Linked DNA regions of Homo sapiens: region 1 is linked to region 2. Evidence: chromatin loops called from intact Hi-C (ENCODE). Cell type or tissue: A673. All regions are shown on one strand. Links, peaks and the distances in the headings refer to the core of each region. The heading gives the core; the rest is flanking DNA.

Evidence for each region. A loop is a pair of places that touch in the nucleus more often than their neighbours do. Peaks named below come from ENCODE experiments on the same cell type or tissue, not always from the same donor. Only the 100,000 strongest peaks of a DNase experiment are listed, where the experiment ranks them.
Region 1: it touches region 2 in a loop (3-fold over the local background); 3 of 110 quality-filtered maps call a loop at or near these places.

Annotation. Positions count from the first base shown.
Region 1 is chrX:5,452,048-5,462,474 of GRCh38, forward strand. No RefSeq gene overlaps it. Among named protein-coding and RNA genes, the nearest start is that of LINC03070, 270 kb to the right of the region's middle. In A673, for the core only: a CTCF peak has its summit at 6,423 (motif pointing right); a DNase peak (open chromatin) is centred at 6,484.
Region 2 is chrX:5,873,185-5,883,611 of GRCh38, forward strand. No RefSeq gene overlaps it. Among named protein-coding and RNA genes, the nearest start is that of LINC03070, 150 kb to the left of the region's middle. In A673, for the core only: a CTCF peak has its summit at 4,286 (motif pointing left); DNase peaks (open chromatin) are centred at 4,267 and 4,577; H3K27ac peaks cover 680 bases.

The DNA.
Region 1 (10,427 bases), core at 5,176-7,675, 420 kb before region 2:
TACAATTAATCTTTTTATTTTGAAATAATGGTGAATTCACATGCAGTTGTAAGAAACACAAAGGGACATTGAATGCACCTTTTATTCACTTGACTGCAATGGTAACATCTTACAAAAATAAACTGCAATCTCACTGGTACAGATTGCATGCTTGTGTCTTCCCAAAATTCAGATGTGGAAGAACTACCTTCTAATGTGATGGTATTAGGTCATGGGGTATTTGGGAGTCATCCATATTAGTGGAGGTGGGTGGTGAGGCTGGAAGGTGGTGAGGCTGGAGCCCTCCTGAAAGGGATTCGTGCCCTCATAAGTGTCCTAAGAAGGCTTGTTTTCTCCCTTCTGCTATGCAAGGACTGAGAAGGCAGATGTCTAAGACCCAGAAGCATGCTCTCACCACAACCTCATCGACCATGCTGGTGCCCTGACCTTGGACTTACAGCTTCCAAAACTGTGAGAAATAAATTTCTGTTGTGTGTAAGCTACCTGATTGATGATTGTATTAGTCTGTTCTCACACTGCTAACAAAGGTGTACCTGAGACTGGGTAATTTATAAAGGAAAGAGGTTTAATGGTTTCACAGTTCCACATGGCCGGGGAGGCCTCACAATCACGGCAGAAGGCAAATGAGGAGCAAAGTTGTGTCTTACATGGTGGCAGGCAAGAGAACTTGGGCAGGCGAACTCCCATTATAAAACCATCAGATCTCATGAGACTTATTCACTACCATGAGAATAGTATGGGAGAAACTGCCCCCATGATTCAATTATATCCACCTGGCCCTGCCCTTGACACGTGGGGATTATTATAATTCAAGGTGAGATTTGGGTGGGGACATAGCCAAACCATGTCAAAGATCATTGGTTCTAGCTGCCTGAATTGACTAGGACAATCATGATTAGAATATTGGCATTGATACCATCAAGATATGGAACTTTCTGTGACTGTAAGGACCCACGATGTAGCCATTTGCAGGGGATTACAAACATGAGCCACCACACCTAGCCAGGAATGAAGTATTGATCTACACAAAACCTGGAGGAATTGCAAAAAAAAAAATTCTGTTTTGTGGTAGTTTACACACAACAGAAATTTATTTCTCACAGTTTTGGCAGCTGGAAGTCCAAGGTCAGGGCACCAGCATGGTGGATGAGGTTGTGGTGAGACCCCTCTTCCAGGTCATAGACAGTTACCTTTTCAGTCCTAGCACAGCAGAAGCGAAAAAGCAAGCCCTCCCAGGACCCTTATGAGGGACGAATCCCATTCAGGATGGGTCCAGCCTCACCACCATGTCTATACCTTGTCATTTTAAGAACTGTATATACATGGACTCTTACAGTCTGTTATCTTGTGTTACTGGCTTTTTTCACCTAGCAAATTCTTCATGATTCATCCAGGTTTTGTATAGAGCGATAGTTCATTCTTGGGTAGGCATGGTGGCTTACATCTGTAACCCCAGGATTTTGGGAGGCCAAGGTGAGAAGATCACTTGGGCCCAGGAGTTCCAGATTAGCCTGGGCGATATTGTGAGACCCCATCTCAGACACACACAAAAGCTCATTCCATTAAATAATGAGTGGTATTCAATGGCGTGAATGTACTGGTTTATTGATATCTTTACCCACTGAAGTGCATCTGGAAGTTTGGACTCTTTTAGTATTCTATTTGACTATTTATTTTGTTATTTGGATTAAATCTCTCTTGCAACCTCACAAAGACAGTCTCTCATGACATAAGTGTATATGATCTATCATTAATTTACATGTTTGTATTATATATTATGTCCTTATGACACATGCTTATGCATTTATTCTGTGTTCTTTTACTACCCTACCTATAAAACAGAATCTGTCATTTTCTCCATATGAAAGACAAGGGCACTATAACATGTTTACTTCCTCCTCTTCTAAAATTTTAGTTTTCATCTCTGGAAATTGTGTTCAACAGAATTATAGAAAAAATGTTTTCTTCAGGTATTAGAACATTATATTCTATGCCTGAATATTCAGGTTCTCCTCTTTTCATTTCAAGCCACTTGATTACTTAACTTCATTTTTTTTTTCAAATTGCTTTGAAACATTCCAGCATGAAAAATAGGAAAGATAAAAAATGAAGAGGGAAATATTTTAGTCTGTGATTTAATTATGAAGTTGAAAATATCAACAAGGGACTGGATAAGGGCAAATATGGAAATATATGTCTCTCTCTGTGTGTGTGTGTGTACCTATATATGTATATAGACATATATATGTGTGTGTGTATACATATATATATGCACACAGAGAGAGAGACATTTCTGTATTTGCCATATATGCCTATATATATATAGGTATGCACACACATATAGAGACATATTTTATATATCTCTCTCTCTCTATATATATATATATATAGAGAGAGAGACATATGTGTATATTTACATATATATATATGGAGAGAGAGAGAGTTTCGGTTTGGTATTATGATACTTCATTTTGGTTTTCACTTAATAAGAGACTGAAGTTAATCACAGACCACTTACCATAATGTGTAATTTCCTTTCTTTTTTTATTGTGATAAAATACATATAACATAAAATTGATGACCTTAACAACTTTTACATATACCATTCAGTGACAATAAGTATATTCCTGTTGTTATACAGCCATCATCACCCTCCAACTCCAGAACTTTTAAGTCATACCAAACTCTGTACCGAGAAACCACAATTCTACATTAAACTCTTCCCAAGCCCATGGCAATTACCATTCTACTTTCTCTATATATAAAGTCAGCTACTCTAAATAACTCATAGAAGTGGAATTATATAACATTAGTCCTTTTGTGACAGGCTCGTTTCACTTAGTGTGTTTTCAAGGTTCATCCATGTAGTATTATGTGTCACAATTTCTTTCATTTTAAAAGCTGAATAAGATTCTATTTTATGTACTGATACAATTTGGCTGTGTCCCCACCCACATCTCACCTTGAATTATAATGCTCCCCATGTGTCAAGGGCAGGGCCAGGTGGAAATATTTGAATCATGGGGGCTGTTTCCCCCATACTGTTCTCGTGGTAGTGAATAAGTCTCATGAGATCTGATGATTTTATAAATACGAGTTTCTCTACACAAACTCTTTCTTGCCTGCCACCATATAAGACATGACTGTGCTCCTCCTTGCTTTCTGTCAGGATTGTGAGGCCTCCCCAGCCATGTGAAACTGTGAGTACATTAGACATCCTTCCTTTATAAATTACCCAGTCTTGGCATGTCTTTATTAGCAGTGTGAGAACAGACTAATACATGTATATACTGCATTTTTTTGTCTATTTTTTGCCATTGTACACGGGTTGCTTCCATCTCTTGGGTATTGTGAGTGATGCTGCTATGAGAATTGGTGTAGATATATATTTTGAGACTCTGCTTTCAATTTTGTGGGGTATATACGATCAGGGTTCAGAACCTGAGACCCCCAAATATGGCACCTTAGCATACTGAGTGTTTTAAGCTGAAGGACATTGAGAAAACCACAGAAAACAGGAAGGTTACTCTGAATTTCTCCCTCCTTCTCTCCCTGAAAATAGGGCACAACACCCTTATTCCACATGGGTCCTGTCCTGTATCTAGAGGCCAAGAGGAATTTGAATATGAAGCTCTTGCTAAGGTCACCTTAACCCTAACCCTAACCTTCCTTACAATTAGATCATACTTTCTTGTTCTGCAATTATACTTCCTGGCTATTCTCTATATAAATACGGGTATTCCTGGGTCTTTGGATCTTACTTCTGAAGGCTCCCATGCTTCATAAACTTATATTAAATACATATATATGCTTTTCTCTTGTTAATCTGTCATTTGTCACAGGAGTCTCAACCATGAAAGTTGTGATGGGTAAAAAGCAGATCTTACTTTTACTCCCCTTTAATACCTGTAAGAGGAATTGCAGGGTTTCATGGTTATTCTATTGCTAAGTTTTTGAGGATCCTCTTTCAGGAAGAAAAAAATATCTTTTTTTCTACACATTCACAGTTTTATGGCTGACGACCTAAAACTGCCTTTGCAAAAATGATAACTGAGACAATTATGACAGTGCAAGAGATCTGACCTACCCAACTCCATCTTGCCTCTAAACTCCAAGCTGTCCTTGTTCATTCCTGGGTAGAGGCTGAACTCACTGTGGGAAACATTTAGTTTATAGTCTAACTTTGAAATAAAGACAATAACAGCCCTTTCCTCAAACAAACTCCCTTCCTGCCTGGGGACTAGACTGCCTTTGCAGGAGTAACAGAGTAGCCACAAGAATAGAAACTATAATTTAGGAGTTATGCAGCTGAAGGCTACACGATTGTAAACTTCCCCAGATTGCTCCCGGGGATAACATCACTATTGTCAAACCTAAGATCAGTGCTTGAGATATTTTACAGACCCTGCACTGGATGGATCAGCTGGCACCACTCAGACTGGTAAACTGACCCATCTGATCTTGTAGCTCCCACCCAGGAACTGACTCAGAGCAAGAAGACAGCTTTGATTCCCTATGATTTCATCTCCAACCCAGACAATCAGCTCTCCAGACTCAGTGCCCTCCTACCCACCAAATTGTCTTTAAAAACTCTGATCCCTGAATTCTCAGGGAGACTGATTTGAGTAATAATAAATCTCCAGTTTCCTGCACAGCCAACTCTGCATGAATTACTCTTTCTCCATTGCAGTTCCCCTGTCTTGATAAATTGGCTCTGTCTAGGCAGCAGGCAAGGTGAACCCGTTGGGTGGTTACAGTCCCTTTAACAAAGAAAGATTAACAAAAGAAAAATATACATATTTACTAAATACATGTTTTGTGTGATACAGGAGCCTTCCCAAAGAAATGAAAACTTCTAGAAACTGTTAAACCTGAGTGGTTTTTTATAGTAGGTTTGATAGAAAATCGAGTTGTGGGGAGATATAAGAGGATAAAAGGGTCTCATCTAAGATAAGAACCTGTGGGAAACAGTGTGGCCTGTGAGTTCAGATTCCTCTCTGTGTCCCGTGTCTTCAAAGATAAGAACTTTTTTTTTTTTTTATGTGTGTTGGGAGGGCACCTCTCTCTTGAGGGCCTATGACCAGCTTCAGGGAGGGTCAGAAAATCCTTCCTAGGTTTTAGGACCACCTCAGAGAAGTAGGGTGGGGACATGTCAGAGGCACTTTCTTGCTTCTGTGGTTTTCTCAAATTTCTTTAGCTTAAAATACGCTGTATGTCAAGGTGCCGTATTTTAAGGTCCCCATATATGAGCCCCACCACCATTAAACTGTTTTCCATAGCAGCAGCAGCATTTTGGAATGGGAGAGTTCCCTGACCACCTTGTGGGACTTGTGTCACGGTTGTGGCTTGTTTGCTTGGCCTCTGCACTCTCAAACTCCTTACAAGGGCGGTGGGGGGCAGCACGCAGACAGGCAGGTGCAGGAGCTGGGGCGAGTGCTTATGGGCTCCAGCCCCACAGTAGCACCTAGGGGTGTGTTATAATTAATAGTCTTTTCTCAGTTGTCCTCCGTGGATGGCTAAGTGTTAAACCAGGTCAGTAGAGAGTCAGGGTGATAGCCTTTTACACCCTGCCTTCTTGGTACCCGAGTCCTTGTCTGGCATCCAGGGAGAATCTGGTCACATAGACTTAAAGGATGGTGAATGAAGGGATTTTATTGAGTGTTGGAGGTGGTTTTCAGTGGGATGGATGGGGAGCTGGAAAGGGGATAGAGTGCGAAGATGATCTTCTCCTGGAGTTCTGTCATCCCATGGCCAATCACCTCTCTGACCGTCCCCAGCTCAATTCCTCTCAATGTTCAAATGCTCCTTTTCTTCTCTCCTTCTCTGCTGTGCTGCTGTGCTATTCTGCTTCTCTTTTGTTCCTCTGACTGTGGACCTTGGGGTTTATATGGGCACAGGATAAGGGCATGACAGGCCCGAGTGGTTTTGGGAAAAGCAACATTTGGGCACAAAAACAGGAATGCCTGTTCCCATTTAGGGCCACACATTTCCAGTCTTGAGGGTGGGGCCTTTTCTGGGGAACCACTCTCTTCTACCCAGTATTTCCCTGCCTTCTGTCTGTATCAATTTTAATTTCTCCCAGCAATGCACATGGTTCCAGTTTCTCCAGGTCCTCACAAACACTGGTTATTTTCTGTGCTTGTGTTTTGATAATCGGGTGTAAAGTGGTGTCTCACTGTGGATTTGATTTGCAGTTCCCTCAGGATCAATGATGTTGAGCATCTTTTCATGTGCTGATTGGACATCTAGATATTATATCCTTTGCAGAAACGTGTATCCAAGTTTTATGCCATTTTACTTCATGCTTCTTGAAACAAGACACGCAGGCACATTTTATTCATCTGTAATGCAAGGACTCATATATTTTGTGAAGCACCTCCAATTTGGTTTAACTTTATGTATATTCCTTAACCTCTCATTTCTGCAGTGCTGTTGTGCTGCCACCAGATGTCTGTGCAGAGTGCAGGTCAGTTAACACATTATCACTTGCAAGTGAATTGTTAGTACCAGGCCACCAGGGCTGAATTTCTCTGTGAATGCTACTAAAGAAACATGGAACGACTTCTGAGGGACTCGTTAAGAAGGCCTTGCAATTGATTTTTCATATGCATGTTCATATTAACAATAACGTCTACTATTCCTCAATATAGTTTTTAGTCTTTGTTGCAGCAAAAACTATGTGATGAGTGTTTGCCCATTACCTTTTACAGTGAACATATTTTAACTTATGAAGGCGGCTCCATTAATGCATGACATCTTCAGGCAACAGTACAGAAAAATAACAGCAAGAACCTCACAAATTCAGTATGTTCTATTTCTTTATGTTGAACTTGGAAAATTTCATATAGACTGGTGCATCTACAGTGTTAAATGGAAGACTGCAAGTTAAAATTGGTTCATTTATTACATCTCTTACATTCCTGTGGGATGATAGATTAATTATGAAAAGATTATTTATTTCTTATTATTAATGAGCACTAGTGATTTTTTTACGTTTAAAAAATCTATAATCTACTGTTACTTTCCTCCTCACCCTTTCCCGAGAATAAAATTCCCTAGAATGAAATAGGAGAAACTAAATACTGCTCTGGTGAATAAGGAAAGCAATTTCCACATAAATGTAGAAAAAAAACTGATATACATTTCTTCATTAATCACTATTGTATTAGAAAAACTGAATATAAATGAATGTTCCCAAAATCCTTAACCATGCCAAGGATACAGCTCAAAAAAAAAAAAAAAAAAAAAAAAAGAGAAAAAAGTGAGCAAATAAAATGTAAAACTAACAGGTGTCTCCAGATATAAGTTGCAGGATTAAACTTGCCATGGAGTCATGACAAATATTTTCCTTAGTGTTTGGAATAACATGAACCCTTTCAAACTCCAGCCTTGCTTTCCAAGAATGAAAATGATAGAGTTGCTTCAAAATGTTAAAGAAAGCTAAAGTGTACTTCTAGGGATAGTTAGTACCATTCCCTATGGTCAACAAATGTATACAGTATAATTCAAGTTAGGGAGTCACACTGGTTTCAGTAAGAAAACTATGCTATAATAGATATCCTATCTGAAACATAATTTCTGCTATAATATATAATATCTGAGGACTCCTTTGGAAATATAAGCCTAGTCTTCACTCTCCCTTGAAATCATGGAATGGATTTGGCTTTCCCACCATTGGATTTTATAATTTTATGTCTTGCGTTTACTCAATGTTTATGGAGTTCTACTAGCACAAATACTATGTTTTTAGTAATGTTTTGTTCAAATCCAGTGATGCGAAGAATTGGGTTATACTGATCTCCTTCCTGTATGGGCAATATTTGGGGACCACAAAAGTTCTAGCACTCCTCACAAATGCTTGAAATAAAACCATTTGAAACTTAATATAGCCTACAATGTAAATCAAGCTAAGGATTATTATTTTGGCCCTTGAGGGGCAGGTTGAAACCATATTAACAAAAAGAACAGCTCTCTCCACAGCAGCAAGGTGATTTAAAACTTGAGATTGGTTGCAGTACATACCAAGAATGAAAGTTTTGTTCAGTTCAATGCCATTTTGTGTGTACTCGAGAAGAATAACAAGAAACAAATTAAATTTCGAGAAGCATATGTTGGGACTCAGAAAAAAAGTATCCCAAAATGAAGGCCTCAGAAGAAGTCTCAGAAGCAAAAGTTTCTTTCTGACCTTCTCCTTCTGTATTAGTCTGTTCTCACACTGTTAATAAAGACATACCCAAGACTGGGTAATTTATAAAAGAAAGAGGTTTAATGAACTCACAGTTCCACAGGGCTGGGGAGGCCTCACAATCATGGCAGAAGGCAATGCAGGAGCAAAGGCACATCTTACATGGTGGCAGGCAAGAGAGTGTGTGTAGGGGAACTCCCTTTTATAAAACCATTAGCTCTCCTGAGACTTATTCACTATCACAAGAACAACATGGGAAAGACCTGCCCCCCATGATTCAATTACCTCCCACCAGGTCCTTCCCATGACACATGAAAATTATGGGAGCTACCATTCAAGATGAGATTTGTGTAGGGGCACAGCCAAACCATGTCACCTTCCCTCCTGTCTCTCAGTCCCACTCTCCCCCGAGGCACCATAGAAACAAGAATCCATCTTTCCCTCCCCTTCCCCAGATTTTAGAAACCAAAACCCCTTTTCCCCAAAGTCAGCATAAAATCTAAAATTCTGGCTATAACTTTCCCACTGATTTTCTGTGTAAAAACTGGCTATAAAAAATTCCCCGACCTACTTTGTTTGCCTCTGGGTCCTAGTACTCCCATTCCAGAGAGGGCCCTGCCTCACACCCAGAAGGAAGAAACACTGCTCAGAAAGGCCAAGAAGAATCTAGACAGACAGTCCTGGCTGGGTTTCCCCACTCAATCCACTAGCTTTAGATCAGGTCCTTTTAGTCTAATATTATTTCTACATGGTTATCCATAGTTTGTTGAACCTAAGCATAAAAATGGACAGTTTCCCCCATATCGTTGGGTCTTCCTTCTGAAGGCTCCCATGTACACATTAAATAAATTTGCATGCCTTTTCTCCTATTAACCAGTCTTTTCTCAGTAACCTTCAGGGAAACTTCAGAGGGTGAAGGGGAAGTTTTTTCTTGGCCCCAACAAACACATAGCACTCTATTGCTTTGTATAATTGAATAAAATATAATCACATAAAATAAAGAGAGAAACTTCAGAAACTAGAAGGAGATTTGAGCAGTGTGCTTGGAAAAAAAAAAAAAAGAGGTTGCAGTCACCCATGTTTGAATAATTAGGGAAGTGAGACATTTAGAGAGGAAGGCTAGAAAGCATTTTTGAGTCGCTTGTCAGGTAATTCATCTGCATTTCCTCTTAAAGGCTTCAGTAAGAATCTACATAGTTCATCAATCCCTTTGGAGTTTAATGTTATTTAATTAATTTATTTATTTTGCCCCTGGTTAAAATGACTGCAATGAGTCATACTTGAGTAGGTGACATTTTTTGCCCAGGTTACAGCAAAAGGAGGAGTTATTTATGTTTCCTGGACAAAAAAAAAATCACAAGGAAATCAACCTCCCCATTTTCAGGAGATGTAAGGACCTCTTGGCTTGCTCATGGGGCTGGAGGGAAGGCTAATTTTGAATCAGAGAACTCACCCACTCACATTTTCTTCTACACATAGGAACACAGCCACATTTTCTCTTTCAAAATCTTTAAAGCTGCATGAAGGAAGGCATAAAAGCATGAATTGGTGGAGGTCACAAGACCAATGAAAAGACAGGGGATCTGAACAGTTTTCTCTGGTAATGAAAAGGGGCTATTTGGGGGCTTGTCAGAGGGAATACTAGAAACATAATGATTTCAAGAAGCCAGAGGAAGCTAACTCCCAATGCTGGAATCCCTCCTTCCCAAAGAATTCCAGGATTTCACTTCTGCCCTTCAACTGATGACAGCAATCAATCAACACAAGAAGACCTTGACTTTAGATTTTCTATAGGGACCTTCCCTCTGAATGCTGTTAGATACTTCAGAACAACAACAACAGAAACACAAATAAATTTGCCTTTATCATCTGCTGGTGCATGACATGTTTGTTTTGGACATCCAGGAAAAGCTGAAGATACTTAGGAATTTAGTATTTCTCAATATTCTGAGGGGCATAGAGGAGAAATGAAAATTTCCCCCTTGCCCTCAGAAGGTCGGCTGAAAAATCAACTCATAAAAGGCAGATTAATTGGAGAAAAGGCAAACATATTTATTTGATTATAGTTTTAGGTGACGTGAGAGGCTTCAGAATGAAGACTCAACTCCTCAGTGAGGTGCAGAAACTTATACTACCATACTGAGGTTACAGAAAGAGTGGGGGCTTGTGTCCTGGCAAAACAGGTTATAGGAGCAGGGAGAGAAGAGGAATTCTGTTGAGATGTAATGAATGATTAATTACT
Region 2 (10,427 bases), core at 3,074-5,573:
CTTTTCTTCATAGGGATGAGAAAATGGAAGGGTTATCCTTGTTTCTGCCACATAAAAATTCCCAGAACTTTACACATGCCAAGTTTGTAAATGAAATCTAGCTTTACTCCTGTATGCTGAAATTTAAGACCAACTTTCCTCATTCCACCTTCTGTAGTAAGCTGAAAGAAACTGCCCTCCTCCACTTCCTTAACATCTTATTTTTGTGCTAAACGCTAGGATGACATTTGTGATAGCTGCAGAGAGAGCCCACTGAAATATAAATGAGAACAGGGTCTCTTTTGCTATTTAATGGATAAGACCAAGCTTAGCGTACTCACCATAATTCAGTTCTATATTATTCTCATGTAGTTGGTTGATTTGAGCTTGTTATTGCAGTAATGAACAAGAGACGTAGAACATCAAAGGAAGAAAGGAGAACATTTAATGTTTTATTTAGTGCTATCCCCGACCTGAGTAGGTTTTGATTAGGGAAGCAAAATTACTGTTTGCATAAGTTGGTTCCAGAATTTATTTATAGCCCTATCAATGGATGACACCTCTTGTTGATTGAAAAGACCTAATTAATGGTAATTTTTATTAGAGGAAGATTGTGAATTATTGATTTGTATTCCAGGGTAGCTTCTTCCTGACAATAATAGCAGCTATATCAACCAAGCCCCTTCTAATGCGTTCCCATATATGACTCAATTGCTCACCCACAAGATGCACATCCAGTGGTAGGGACCCTATTATTTTTTTCCAGCATCAAAACTATGCTGACGCATCCCTCAATTTGTCAAGAGCAACAGAAACAGGCACCCCAGGAAAGGGCAGGAAAGTCTCTCCTGCCTACCAGAATGCAACAAGGCTGCATTTGGAGACAAGGGGACCTTGAAGTTAGCGTTTGGCATATGCAGGTGGTCTGCACAGTGAGCCAAATAGGACAGAAACGAAAAAAGAAATGCAAGAGACTCAGATGTTGCAGCCAAATTATGGGACATAGTTTTGATCCTTGAAACCTATTCCCTAATTCTTATTTACTATCTTCAGTGATTAAGTGCTTGACTTTATTCATCCAAACCCATTTTTGTAGCCACCCTCCCAGCTGAACCCGAGATTCTATCTGTTCCCCTGCAACCTAGTTGTTCTCTAGGACCACATCAGGAATTTGTGACCTAAGGCAATACATTTATTATCTCATGGTTTCTGTGGATTGGGAGTCTAGGCATGGTTTAGCTGGGTCATCTGCCTCAGGGTCTCTCAGAAGGCTGCCCTCAAGATAAGACCCACAGCTGAAGTCTCACCTGAAGACAGGGAACAATCCCCTTGCAAACTCATTTGGGAGCTTCAGTTGATCTCCCCACAGACTGTCTTGTCCTCTCCCCTCACCTTCTTCTCTCTGCATAGCTTTGAGGATCTCTGTTGATATATTCCTCAGGTCACTATTCTGCTTAAATCAGTAGTTCCCCAGTGGACTTAAAATAATCCATCAATCTCTCACCAGGATGATAAGGTCATTGACCTGGCTCAGCTTTGCAACTTCACCTTTTAAGCTACCATTCCCTCCACATTCCAGTCCATGGAAACATCCTTTGATTCCCATAAAGGTCCTAGCCAACCCTAATAGGTCCTCTTCTATCTAAACATTTCCTTCCCTCCTGCAATGTGGGTTTCTTCTCAGCCTTTAGGATTCAGCTCCAAGGTCACTTTTTCCTGGACAATCTCTTTTCAAGTTTGCATTACCAAACCCTGTGCAATTAAAAGTCCTTACCAGTTTGAAGCTACCTCTTTATTTCCTTTTCTGATTTTTCACATCTTTTTTTGGGGGGGGGGGAGGTCTCACTCTTTCACCACACTGGAGTGCAGTGGCACAATCTCAGCTCACTGCAACCTCCCGGGTTCAAGTGACCCCTCCACCTCAGCCTCCCAAGTAGCTGGCACCACAGGCGCACACCATCATACCCATCTAATGTTTGTATTTTTAGTAGAAATGAGGTTTCACCATGTTGGCCAGACTGGCCTTGAACTCCTGACCTCAGGTGACCCGCCCACCTTGGCCTCACAAAGTGCTGGGATTACAGGCGTGAGCCACTGCGCCCAGCCTGTAAGCTCTTCTTCTATTTAACACTGTGTGTGTCCCACAAGCCTGGAAGGAGCTAGGTATGTAAACATCACTAAATAAACAACCCTTGGTGAGACCAAGTTTAAGAAAACAGACATCTGAACAATCATTTGACGCTTCACAATGTCAGTCTCTCAGCTTTAAAATGCGTACCTCTTTAAAGAACTACAAGTGTCAATATATTCCAACTTAGGATACAATTTTTTACTGACATCAAACAATAAATTTCAAGGTGAAATAGAATTTCAAATGAAATATTTCCAATGAGAAATGTAACAGAGACTACATCAGCATCAGAGCTTTTACTGGACGTGATCTTCTGTGTGACACAAAACAGACAAACCCATCAAAAAGTGGGCTAAGTACATGAATAGACAATTCTCAAAAGAAGATGTACAAATGGCCAAAAAGCATGAAAACATGCTCAACACCGCTAATGATCAGGGAAATGCAAATCAAAACCACAATGTGATACCACCTTACTCTTGCAGAAATGGCCGTAATAAAAAATTATAATAATAATAGATGTTGTCATGAATGTGTTGAAAAGGGCACAGTTTTACACTGTTGGTTGGAATGTAATCTAGAACAATCCCTATGGAAAACAGTGTGGAGATTCCTTTAAGAGCTAAAAGTAGATTTACCATTTGATCTAGCAACCCCATTCCTGGGTATCTACTCAGAGGAAAAGAAGTCATTATATGAAAAAGATACTTGCACATGCATGTTTATAGCAGCACAATTTGCAATTCCAAAAATATGGAACCAGCCCAAATGCCCATCAATCAACCAGTGGATAAAGAAAGTGTGATATATATATGTACCATGAAATACTACTCAGCCATAAAGAGGAACAAAATAATGAAATAATGGCATTTGCAGCAACTTGGATAAAACTGAAGACCATTACTGTAAGTGAAGTAACTCAAGAATGGAAAACCAAACATCCTATGTTCTCACTCATAAGTGATAGGAACAATACAGCGGGCTGCGCTGGTGGCTCATGTCTGTAATCCCAGCACTTTGGGAGGCTAAGGTGAGTGGATCACTTGAGGTCAGGAGTTTGAAAGCAGCCTGGCCCACCTTGGTGAAACCCCGACTCTATTAAAAACACAAACATTAGCCAGGCTTGGTGGCATGCATCTGTAGTCTCAGCTACTCGGGAGACGGAGGCAAGAGGATCACTTAAACCTGGGAGGTGGAGGTTGCAATGAGCCAAGATCTTGTCACCGTATTCCAGCCTGGGCGACAGAGTGAGAATCTTTCTCAAAAAAAAAAAAAAAAAAAAAAACAATGGACTTTTGAGACTCAAGGGAACGGGTGGGAGGTGGGTGGTGAGGGAAAAAAGACTACACATTAGGTAGAGTGTACACTGCTCGGGTGATGGGTGCCCCATAATCTCAGAAATCACCACTAAAGAACTTAATTGTGCAACCAAACACCACCTGTTCCCCAAAACCCTATTGAAATTTGAAAAACAAAATAAAATAAAATACATTCTCTGTAAAAAAACAAACAAGCAAAACCAGACATGTTCCAATTCAGGGTCTCCCATGCTATAAAGAGCTGAAGTTGAGAATAATATATTTGCGTATGCCTCTTCCCATCATTTTGAAATGACTATCATGTTTTCCTAGAACCGAGTTTACAAGCACTAAATATAATCATCCTCCGATCAGTGTACAACATAGTAGAAATTGCTCTAGTTTGAGATGCTGAAATTTTCCAGTGAAATATTTTGGAATTTCTCCTCCCCATTCCTCCCAGAGGACCTACTATGAATCCAAGGTTATTAATAAAATATATATTCATATAATGGTGTCAAAGTTCTATTTCCCTGCTGATTGACAGTAAAATCCAGGTTGCGTTGGCGCTTCTGTCTCCTCTGGGAAGTGGAATGGAAAGAACTGTTCATGGAGCTGGAAGGAATTCTACAAAACCATAGACTCTTCCTCTTGAAAGTAAGTTCACCTGTCAAGCAGCTCTACTCGCACACGCATGACGGTGAAAAGTGCCTTAATTGGGTTTTCAAGAAGATAGATGGGAAGTCATGCCACTTGGGTTGTCACTTCTTATTTCACACACTCCCTACTCACACCCTCCATTATCCATTCAGCCTTCCCCATTTCCACCTGAAATTCTTGCTGCCTCTCCTGACGCAGAGCGGATAGCACCACCTACTGGGACACTCGCGTTGCTTCATGGAACGTGGCGGCATTCATTTTATTTCTGTTATTTTATTTTCTGTTATTTTACTTCTGTTATTTTATTTCTCTGCTGCAATACTTCTTTCCGATTATAATATGAATGGACATGCGGTAGATAAATAGAGATAGTTAAATCTATTTATAGTATTCATATCATGTATATGATATTCTTTTTTAAATTTTAATTTTAAGTTCTGGGGTACGTGTATTAATGTTATGCTAATCCTAAAGCCCTATGAGGGCAAAGCGGAAGAAAGTAAGTCATTTATTCATGATTCAACAGCTGGTAAGGGTGGGACCTTGGAATTCACATCAGGCTGGCTTCAGATGTGAAGCTTTTTCACCTATCACAAAATGTTGTCTCCTAATGAGGGAATCATTGTGTACTTTGCTTATATTGACACACTTTTAAAAGGCTCCTAATAAACTTCATATAAAGCATCTTTAATGGCTTAGGAAAACATACTCCACGTGTGTATAATAGGTTAGACTATAGTGAATATATATTAAAGCTTCCTACTGATCAAGAAAATTGGGAAAAAATCCAGTAAGTGTGTTCCATAAAACTCTTGGAAAATTGTATGTTCTATTGTCTATTGTAGATATGTCAGGGACTACTCATTAACACATTGATTTTGGTTTACTTATGGCAGAAAAAATTTCTATTATAGAGTCAGATTTTAGTACAATTAATCTTAGCAGCATATTCAGTTTGTGTCACTGGCGAGATTATGTTACCTATACATACACGCATATATGCATGTGTATGTGTCTGTGTGTGTGACGCATATACTATATATTTACAGTATTTATTTTACACAAACACATCCCTAGCCATACATGATAGACTCCTGCAAGTGTGCATGTGTGCATAAAATCTTAGGCAATAAAAATAATATCTAAAGTAGAAAGTGGAAGTTGTTCATTGGGTTTTTTTGAAGAGACAATATAGATGTAAGTGTAACTGGATTGTGGCCAATTGACCATGATACTATATATATATATATATATATGTATATATATATATATATATAGTATATTTAGATACTGTATATATAGAGTATATGTAGTATATTTAGACACTATATATAAAGTGTATATAGTATATTTAGATACTGTATATAGTGTATATATTTATATAGGATATATATTTATATAGTATATATATTTATATAGTATATATATTGTATATAGTATATATGCTTTTACTATACATATAGTATATATATTTTTTACATTCGCAAGTAAGGGCTCTTATGAAGCTGGGAGAATAACATGAACATGAAGGGTTCGCTACATGGGTGTGAACTAATGTCTTTGATAGAGGTAGAATGCCATCATTCATGTCACTAGATAGGCCAAAAAGATGCTAATATTAAAAGACTCATCACACATCCCAAGTATCCTCATTTTCCTTATTAGCATAGGCTTACTTTACTTTGAAATGAACAACATCAACAGATGAATGGCTAAAGAAAATGTGGTATATCTACACAATGGAATACTATCCCGACTTTCAAAAGAAGGAAAACCTGTCATTTTCGAGAACATGCATGAACATGCAGGGTGTTATGCTGAGTGAAATAAGCCAGACACAGAAAGACGGACACTGCATGATCTCACTCATATGTGGAGTCTATGAAAAAGCCCAACTCATGGAAACATAGAGTAGAGTGGTGCTTACCAGGGGCATGGATAAGAGGAACGGGGTGGTATTAATCCAAGGATACAAAATTTCAGCTAGACAGGAGGGATAAATAATCAGTTTTTGGGGGAGAGATATGCTTATGAGCTTGGATCAATGAGTCCACACTGAACGCATATATCACAACATCACTTTGTACCCCATAAATAGATATGAATATTATTTGTCAATATACAATTAAAACATAGGAGAATCTGGGTGCAAGGTATATGGGAACAATCTGTACTACCTTTGCAACTATTCTGTCAATCTAAAAGTATTCTAAATAAGAAGTTTAATTTTTAAAAGTTAAAAAAGGAAAAAGATTGTGCTTCTAATTCCATGAGATTGTGTTTATCAAAGATCATCCAAGAAATCCCAAGGAAAGTTAAGGTTCATTTTGAAATATTGTTTGTAGCATTTGCAAGAGTCTGTCAGAACAAATATGCAATCGTTGTGTTTCAAAAGAAAAGTTCGTATGCTCTAGAGAGCTTCATGTATAATTATTTTTGAGTGTATGTGTGTGTACATACATAGGTACACTGGATATGTATGCATATAATACGTATCTATATATTATACGGAATATATGTTTTTTCACACACATATGCACGCAGACACACACACACATGCACATATGATAGGCAGTACAACACTAGAATACCATGTTATATGACCTTGTGTTTTACTCGCTATTACACATGAATATATATTAAGGCTTCTTACCGATAAAAACTTGAAGAAATTCCAGTAACTTTGTGTTCCATAAAACTCTTTGGAAATTGCCATAATGATATATTTCTCAGTGTCATCTCTTCATCTTCCCAGGGAGATTATAAAGACGTTTATCGGGAAGAGGAAGAAATAGTAGAGAAGTAAGTGCAGAAGGGAGAAAGAAAGAAGAAAGAGGGAAGGACATCTTTCTCTCCACACCAAGCTAGGAAAAAAATGTAATTCTCAAAATGGATAGAAATATTTTTGTCTATCCACATCACGATGTGGCCTTGATGGTAACTTGGAAATTGACCAAGAAAGTGAATTTTGATGATGAGTTACCTTGTCTCCAGGCAGAGCCTCCATTCCCTCATTAAAAAGAAAATGCATAAAATAAAATACCACAAAGTATAGGGTCAGACTGCCAAATGGAGCTGAGTTACAAACTTCTTGACTCAATGATGAGGGAAGAACAAAATCAGTCTCTTCATCAGGTATGTCAGCGGAGTGCCTGACTGGCTTTTAAATTTTTAATTTCTATTTTGGGGGAATAATTATGGGGATGAAACTTTAGTGGTTTTTCTTTCCTTCCCTCAAGACCACGCACGTCGTGTCTGAGATTCCCACCTCCCCACTACCCTGACCTGACCCTTGTTTGGTTTATCTCCTCCTCTTAATTTAGTCCAGTATAATCTTCTACACTGTCTCTGTTCCCTGTTTCCTTACGGTGCATCTGCACTCTAGATGTGCATCAGGCAGTTTCTCTCCTCCTACGGGACGGAAACAAGGCATACTCTGCTATTTCTGTTTTATTCCCACAGGCCCTAGTTGTGCGCTTGCTGTAAAGATGCCAAATGAACAAAGATAATTAATTTTTTTTTTTTAAATTCTGCCAACATGTTAAGCAGAGTTCCTAGAAGTCAGCAGCATAGAGTTATGGCACTTCCTTTCTTCAAATATGACTTAAAAGCAGACTTGAAAATGAATCAGATGACCCTGGATCCTTTGAGATTTTTTATGAGTTGATGACAAATTCTCAAATCTGCAATTTTGTTTTATGTTTAACTGGACCCCGTGGTGCAAGCTGGCCAAACACTCTCTCTGGTGAGCAGATAAGCATATAGAGATTGGGGGTCTCCTGTAGGGTAACTTGAGCTTCCGCTGCTAGTGGAGGAGAATAACCCAAGCCAGCTGATTCTGGTCCTTGGCCAGCAGATGTTTTGCTATTATTTAGATGCATGCTTTCCAGGAGAATGTAACAAAGCCCTTTAGCACAGTTGCAAGCCTTTCCCTTCCCAGGTTGAGCGTGGATTTATTCCCACTGCTGACAAAGGAAGACTTCACTTATTTATTTTTTATTATCAATGTATGCTCTGGTGGTAAAAATATATGACCTCAAATATGCTGCCTTTATTTACAATTCTTCCAGAAAATGCCTTATCACTTATTCCTCAGCAGACTCATCTTAGGAAAGACCAGCTGTTAATATCATCATCTGTTCCACCAAGAAACAATGCATTTATGCTTCATGTTTCAGGCCAGAAAGTAGTTTCCCCAATTAGCTCAATCCTAAGTAAAGGGTCATTGAGGAGTTGTTATGAGGTGCATTTTCTCCCCTTTCCCCGTTGGGCACAGTACAGATCTCATGGTGTTTGTATTCTCTACAAAATGCGGAGGCTAGCAGCTGGTTTTAGATTCAGATAGTGCATAATACAAACAGGCATTCTGCATAAACATTTCCAATTTAGAAACTATAATTTCCACTGATCTTTTTGTATTGTTGTCTTTGCAATGGGCTGGCGACAAATAGATAATATTTTTCATTTGCACCTAAGAGGTGTTTGTTCAGAACTCAAGCCGCATTAAGCTTTCTGTTGGGTGCTTGTCTTTTCAGAGTGCTGCTGACATGTGTTCATTCCAATAAATTAACTGTCCGCTCCAATCCGAATCAGCTGGTTGAAAGAAGCTACCTTGCTGTTTTTAAACTGGACTTGCTATTAGAAGAAAACAGGTGGGAACTTCCTTGCCTTCATGTCATTTTGACCCTCCATTGGTCTTAGGGAGCAATCACTAAAACCAACTGCAGAATTGGGTTAATAATGAAGTGTACCAGGTACACCCCCCATGCAACTAACTTCTCAGGTGATTTTGTTATTGCAGTTAGGAAATAAACATAAGGATGCTTATCCCAAATGGGATGTGTGATAGAATGAAGAAATTGATCTGAAGCCCAGTGGAGAAAGATGTAGGTGCGATGTTCATGGAATTAGAATATCCAGTGAGACTTGTTTAAAGGAAAACTTGTTTAAAGAAGATTTGTTTAAAGGAAAATGTGCTACGTGGACGGACGAGATGGAATAATCCTATTATCCACTTATTTCTAATTTCTCCTCTCATGTGCCTTTCACCAGAGCTAATGGTATTCTTGGTAAAGTGCTTCAACACCTTGCAGCAACAGGGATAAAATCTAGGGTGAAGAGAAGAGTTGTAAAATCTATGAACATCCAACCAGCTCTTGAGTAATGAATAACTTTTGCGTCGATATTGATGGCTTATCCTGGATTTTTGATTGCAAGGAAAAGAGACTCATCAGACAAAGGTTGCTATGCAGACAACGTGCTCCTGTCATGGGGAATTTTAGGACAACCAGGAATACTCCCTTCCCAGAGAGAACCCTCTTTCTGCATTTCCCTTCCTCTTCCTCTCTGGGGGATACAGTTTCTTCCAGATCATGTTGTCTTGCCTTTCACTTGATCCTGCTTCTACAGCGCTTCCCAATTTCACATTGTCAAATGTCTCTGCCTTCATCTATACTTGAAACACGCCCAGTCTGATTTCCCTTTTTATTTTTATTGTGGGAAGCTGCCATTGATCTATATTACTATCATCATAATAATAATCACCATCATTACTTCTACTGTCATTATTATTTTGTAAGAAAAACATTGAGTTTTTCTTGAATAGCCCACAGACTATATCAATGTAGAAGAGAATGAGAAAAAGGCCAGGCACCGTGGTTCATGCCTGTAATCCTGGCACTTTGTGAGTCCACGGTGGGCGGATCACTTGAGGTCAGGAGTTCAAGACCAGCCTAGCCAACATGGTGAAAACCCATCTCTACTAAAAAATACAAAAATTAGCCAGGCATGGTGGCGTGTCCCTGTAATCCCAGCTACTCGGGAGGCTGAAACGGGAGAATCACTTGAACGTGGGAGGCGGAGGTTGCGGTGAGCCAAGATTGCACCACTGCACTCCACCCTGGGCAACAGAATGAGAATTTGTCTAAAAAAAAGAAAAAAGAAAAGGGAAGAAAATGAGGGGAAAAAGCGTTTAATATTATACACTAAACCTAAGAAACTACTAAACCTAAGAAAGGAAAAAAAATAATAAAATGCAAAAAATGCGTGATCTGCCTCTATATTAAGATAGGAAATAAGTTAAAAAGGGTATGAAATTGAACTATTATCCCAAGTCCTATTAATTCAGGACAACTGCTACAGGGTACAATTGTGTGAACATTTGCCCATCTATGAAGAATAAAACTAGCATAGGCTCAAATTGTACACTATTTATTTGTTAAAGGGATTACTGTGGTATCTGTTCATAGTAATTATATGGTGGATTAATATAATAAAAGTCAAATTTATGCCACTATTTAATAGAAATATTGCATTATGTGGTGCTGATATTTTTGTCAATTTAAATAGGCCGTAAAACA